Regions from separate parts of the Homo sapiens genome. Here region 2 is linked to region 1. A link is a loop called in an ENCODE intact Hi-C map of the cell type or tissue named here. Cell type or tissue: PC-3. All regions are shown on one strand. Links, peaks and the distances in the headings refer to the core of each region. The heading gives the core; the rest is flanking DNA. Region 1 overlaps LINC02860 (long intergenic non-protein coding RNA 2860). Region 2 overlaps LINC02981 (long intergenic non-protein coding RNA 2981).

Region 1 (2,811 bases), core at 261-2,760:
CTGCAGTAATCTGGAAAACCAAAGTCAAAATGACTCGAATTGCTATGGCTGGGAATGACTGGATTAAAAGCAATGGAAACAATCGTTTCTCGGCTTGGTTTTTCTTGAATTAGCAGGAGCACATTTCAAGTATATTTAATAGAAAAGAAAAACTGGGCCAGGCGCCGTGGCTCATGCCTGTAATCCCAGCACTTTAAGAAGCCGAGGTGGATGGATCACCTGAAGTCAGGAGTTCAAGACCAGCCTGGCCAACATGGTGAAACCCCATCTCTACTAAAAAAACCAAAAATTAGTCGGGTGTGGTAGCAGGTGCCTGTAATGCCAGTTACTCAGGAGGCTGAGGCAGGAAAATCGCTTGAACCCGATAGGCCGAGGTTGCAGTGAGCCGAGATCGTGCCACTGCAACTCCAGCCTGGGTGACAAGAGCAAAACTCTGTCTCAAAAAAAAAAAAAAAGAAAGAAAGAAAGAAAAACTGACCAGGTGTTAAGACAATGCAGATGCATGTCATGCTTCTTTCTGCACTCAGGCAAGGAAGGCTGAATTACCCTTTCCATCTCCCCTCACCTGCCTCTGCTGGTTAGTTTTTTCTCTCTCAGTTTCCCATTGTCAGAGAGCCCTTCTCTGACCATATTTGATCACATTTCTTGGCTTGCATTTCTTCAGTGGACTTATCTGAAGGAATCTTTTCTGTTACATGCTGGTGTGTGCACTTGTCATTTGCCTCCCCCACCCTCAGTGAGGAAGCTCCCTGGGGGCAGAAACAAGCCTGGGTTCCTCATGTCCTGCATGGAGCACAGGCCTGGTATGTGGTGGGGGCCACTTAACATCTGAAGAATGAATTATTATCCACACTGGGAGAACACGAGCTTGAAGCATAGCAGGCCTTTCTAGTGTCTATACAGACCACAGACCACATCGTTTTGAGCAAACAGCTTTAAAAGGATCATCTGAATATCTTATGCACGAGCTTTACTCAAAGACCAGTGTTTTTAGGGGTGAAAGAACCTGGGAGATCAGTTGCGCCAACCCTTAACCTTACAGAGGAGGAAACTTAGTCTCACGGGGATCAAGAGGCTGGCCCAAGGTCGTTCTGCGCTGTGCAGTAGCAGAAGTACCCCCGGAACTAGGGCTACTGGCAGTCTGATGGCTCAGGGCACCTTCTCATACCCTGGATTCTGTCTCCAAAGACATGCTCTGCAGACAAGCTCTTCTAGCATGGCTTGACTTTCACATTCTGGTCTGAAGTGTTTTTCCTATAATTTTCCCATCTTTGGAAATTATGTTTATGGGACATCTGGGCAAAAGAATTGGTTCTCAATTCATAACAGATAAGGTTTACATTTTTTATTAATGGAATTAGAACTTCAGAGAAACTTTATAACTGCACTACTAACCAACCATACTTAGATTTTATATTAACCCTAGATTACTCACCTAGTAACTTTATACACTTGGAAGAAACGCAACACTTGGAATTAGAAACAGTGAACAGAAGGACACATGTTCAGTCTGAGGCCCAGTTTTTCTGAAGTTGTAAAATCCTGCTGTTATTTAGTGGTTTCTGTGAAACAGAACTGATGTATTGCATATTTTCTTTCAAAAAATAAAGTGGAATTAATCTCTTTCATTTTAAGGCATGCAAGCACTCCTTGAATTACGTAGAGATGACTCAGAGTATGAACTGCCAGGCTAAGAGTCACTGAATTAAGAAGCTAAAAACTAGTAGGTAAGACCTTGTATGTATCAGCCCACATTCAGCCATGACTTTTAGCATAACTTATAGAGTGATTTGTATCTCTTAAATAAATAGATAGGGATAGATTTTAAAGGGGTCAAGAAAAAAAGCCTATTCTGAAAATATTGATGCATCCTGCTGTTTGCAGAAAACAAGGGAAAGGGTCTGTCTAGTGTCCTAGGCATTAGCATTCATAGCAAATAAAATTGTCTACTAAAATAAAGTATCTTTGCTCTAAATGTCATCTGCATATCAACAGTTCCGAATAAATTTAATAGGAAAAGTAAAAAGCATGGCTTATTAATATGGGGCAGAATCTTTGGAAAAGAGGAAATATGTAAAGCTTTCAACAGCCATTCAACATCAAATCAATATCCCATTTTCTTAGTGATTAATTCAAAATGAGCATCAGCTCTTAATGTTTTCACTGATATATTAGCTCAATCTTTTATTTACTCTCTATACTTCCAATACAGGATAATTTTAGTGTCAGTTGATCATCTTACTGATATTTCCTGTACTATGGTCAGTGGAACACACACAGATGGAAAAAAATGGTTTTAGGTATCTCAAAATCAGAATACAGAATTATTTTGTTCATTCTTTCAGGCTAATAAGCGATGACAGGTATTCAAAGAATCAAACTGTCAGCACTGTGACTCCCACTGTTGTTGGCATCATAATCTGTTTCTTAGTAACACTTGGTCTGAGTAGCCGTAATAGAATTAATTATACTTCATTTTGCTGCCTTTAACAGTATTGACCAAATTTAAGAACAAATGAGAAGTGCTTATCAAGCTTGAAGAAAATAATCCATCAGTGGCACAATTTAAATTCTCTGCCGTTCTCTTATTAATCAAAGTAACACTTACTATCCTATCTCCACTTCCCATTAACAGTCATTAAGCCCTGCTGCTGATTGAAGCAATTTCTTTAGGGATCTCAACCTCATTTTTAAGAGAACCTTCTTCAGTGCAAAACAATATATAAATGTGGTAACTTAAAAGAGAGGAAAAAGGTTCTTCAATCATGTTCTGACCTTGATATTTTTCAATGGTGTAAGTTCAAGAAAGTA
Region 2 (2,811 bases), core at 50-2,549, 140 kb before region 1:
TCTCATGGTGCCAAGAATAATGTCTTTTACAGAGGAGGTCATCAACAGATATTGATGGAATTAGAGGTTACCTCAGAGAGAGGATATGTGTTTGATCACTTCTTCAAGGTTCTGGAACTCAAGACCATGGTGTTCCAAAAAATGTTCATGTCTGGGATGGGTGTATGAGGTAGGGGGAGTCTCGGAATGCCAGCCATTCTTTCCCACCCATTACTGTGAACCAGAAGGATCTAATACATCTCCATGGGTAATGGTTTGATTCTTGACCAAAGAGGGTGGCACAAACCCAGAAGTGAGTCTTGTGAGAGCAACAGTCGAGCTCATTCAAAGTTCATTTGCAGCATATGCGGGGTGTCCCCACAACCTGGCAAGTCACAATTTAAAAGGAGACAGCAACACAGAAAGAAAGGAGTGAGTTTTACTCAGTGTGGTGCTGGGTGAGCCTGCACACTCGCAGGCCCGCTGCAAGAAAAGCTCTGTGAGTCTGGGATAGAGCTGAGTTCTACATCATCTGCTCATTGGCCAAATTGCAATGGGAAGGAAGGGCTGTTTATTTTCCTCCCAGAACAGGAATTCTCAGAAAATCGATTCTCCCTCATTGACAATGCATACTAAGTGATTGAAAGGCCATTAAACCCATTAATGGGGTGCTCTTTAAATAAAATAAGTCCCTAAAAGGGATCTTAGACTTGGCAAAGTCAGTAGAGCTGACAGTGTGCTGGGCCTGCCCAGGGACTGTAAATATACCAGAACAAATATAGGAGAGCAGGAGGGGGGCATGCAGACAGAGGATAAGGGAGGCAGTGACGACGAATAGCGTGGTGCACAAAGGACAAATGTTGCCAGACAAGCTTAATGGCTTTTATTTTATTTTTGACAGCATTTACAAAATGAGTAAATGAAGGGAAGTTTGCATCTTGATTTCAGTTAAACATTTGGCATTGCATCCCACCAAATTTCATGCACAAAATTAATTCAAATTGTTTTGGATGGAAGTGTGGTCACATGGGTGAAACTTGGCTGGCACTCCCTCCCTGAGCAGCAGGGGGAAGAAGGCGCCCCCTGCTGCGGTCAGCATGGTGGCAGAGCCTTGTTCTAATTCTCATCATAAACTGGGCTCCTCATTCTCTGGCTCCCCCTCTAATAATAATAATGATAATAATAATAATAACTTACATTAATTGATCACATACAAGTTCACGACATTTTATCTTATTAAGATAAAGTTAATCGGCCGGGCGCGGTGGCTCACGCCTGTAATCCCAGCACTTTGGGAGGCCGAGGTGGGCGGATCACGAGGTCAGGAGATCGAGACCATCCTGGCTAACACGGTGAAACACTGTCTCTACTAAAAATACAAAAAAATTAGCCGGGCGTGGTGGCGGGCACCTGTAGTCCCAGCTACTCAGGAGGCTGAGGCAGGAGAATGGCGTGAACCCGGAAGGCAGAGCTTGCAGTGAGCGGAGATCGCACCACTGCACTCCAGCCTGGGTCACAGAGCGAGACTCCGTCTCAAAAAAAAAAAAAAAAAAAAAAAAAAAGTTAACATTTCTCCGTAGTTCTTTTGGCCCCAGACATTTCTCTTTACTCTGTCTTCCTTTTTAAGCAGCTGTGTCGATCACCTCTGGGGACAAATGGGATAGAGTGTAGAGGATGTGGGGTCATGGGCAAATGTTTGGGAGAAACAAGAAAAGGCTTCGCTCCTCAGATGAGAAAGAATTTTTCGTGAGAGGCGATGTGAGCAGACAGGATGGAGGGCGAGGGTGGGGCCGTGCACCTGCTTTCCTAGGCAGAGGGACTGCCTGCAGGTACCACAGCCCAGACAGGGAGTGGCCTGGGGAATCCCCACAGAGACTCCTGCCACCTGCATGGTTCAGAGCCAGAGCAGCCAGGTCCAGATGGACCATTTGGGCAAGAATGTAGACCCTCGGGCAGCGACATTGCAGACTGAGTGGGGTGAGCTGGCTGCCTGCTGTGCCGTCTTTTCATAGAAAATGAGTTGAGTTATGAGAATTTTTTTCTGGCACACCTAAGATTGTGGAGGCATTATTAGCTCAGTGAGTCTGCACCGAAATGCTGTAACGGACAGTTCGGAAAATGGAGGCAAAGGCAGGTAAAGCAGTGGAGCCAGACGGGAACTAACGCAGGAATGCAGGAGCCCCTCTGCTGAGATTCTGCCCACCCCCAAGGGCAGTGAGAGCTTCCTGGTTCTATCCAAGTTACTCTTTCATCGAAGGGAAGGACCACTTGGTAACTATGGTGAATGCAAATAAACAGCCCCTCTGAAGAAGGCACTGATATTCCTGAAGCTCTGTTTCTTTTTCTGGTGCTGCCCCATAAAAAGCTGATCTCATTCCCTCATTCATTGATTCTTTTGTTTATTCAGTGACCTGTGTTGAGAACCTATTATATGTCAGGCGCTGGGCAGACAAGCCTAAGTCAGGCACAGCCTCAGCTCTCCGAGAGCTTGGGTGCTGGTAAGGGTGTACACACACATAGGCAGTTTTTTTTCAGGGTTATTTTTACTTTTTTAAATGTCCTGAACATGCTCCCTTCGTTGATCTATCTCAAATAGCATTTAACTAAATCTTTTTTTTTTTTTTTTGAGACGTAGTCTCACTCTGTCGCCCAGGCCAGAGTGCAGTGGCGAGATCTCGACTCACTGCAAGCTCTGCCTTCCGAGTTCACGCCATTCTTCTGCCTCAGCCTCCTGCGTAGCTGGGACTACAGGCGCCGGCCACCACGCCCAGCTAATTTTTTGTATTTTTAGTAGAGACGGGGTTTCACTGTGTTAGCCAGGATGGTATCGAT

Evidence for each region. Peaks named below come from ENCODE experiments on the same cell type or tissue, not always from the same donor. Only the 100,000 strongest peaks of a DNase experiment are listed, where the experiment ranks them.
Region 2: it touches region 1 in a loop (4-fold over the local background); 4 of 110 quality-filtered maps call a loop at or near these places.

The regions. Positions count from the first base shown.
Region 1 is chr7:26,647,191-26,650,001 of GRCh38, forward strand. LINC02860 (long intergenic non-protein coding RNA 2860) reads left to right here. Exons shown (of 4, transcript NR_161202.1): 4 at 1-82. Among named protein-coding and RNA genes, the nearest start is that of LINC02860, 11 kb to the left of the region's middle. In PC-3, for the core only: no CTCF peak of the experiment used is centred there; a DNase peak (open chromatin) is centred at 1,691; H3K4me3 peaks cover 461 bases; H3K27ac peaks cover 1,457 bases.
Region 2 is chr7:26,506,814-26,509,624 of GRCh38, forward strand. All of the region lies in intron 4 of LINC02981 (long intergenic non-protein coding RNA 2981), which reads left to right. Among named protein-coding and RNA genes, the nearest start is that of KIAA0087, 31 kb to the right of the region's middle. RefSeq lists enhancers at 1,430-1,930, 1,931-2,431. In PC-3, for the core only: a CTCF peak has its summit at 1,018; a DNase peak (open chromatin) is centred at 2,388; H3K4me3 peaks cover 939 bases; H3K27ac peaks cover 726 bases.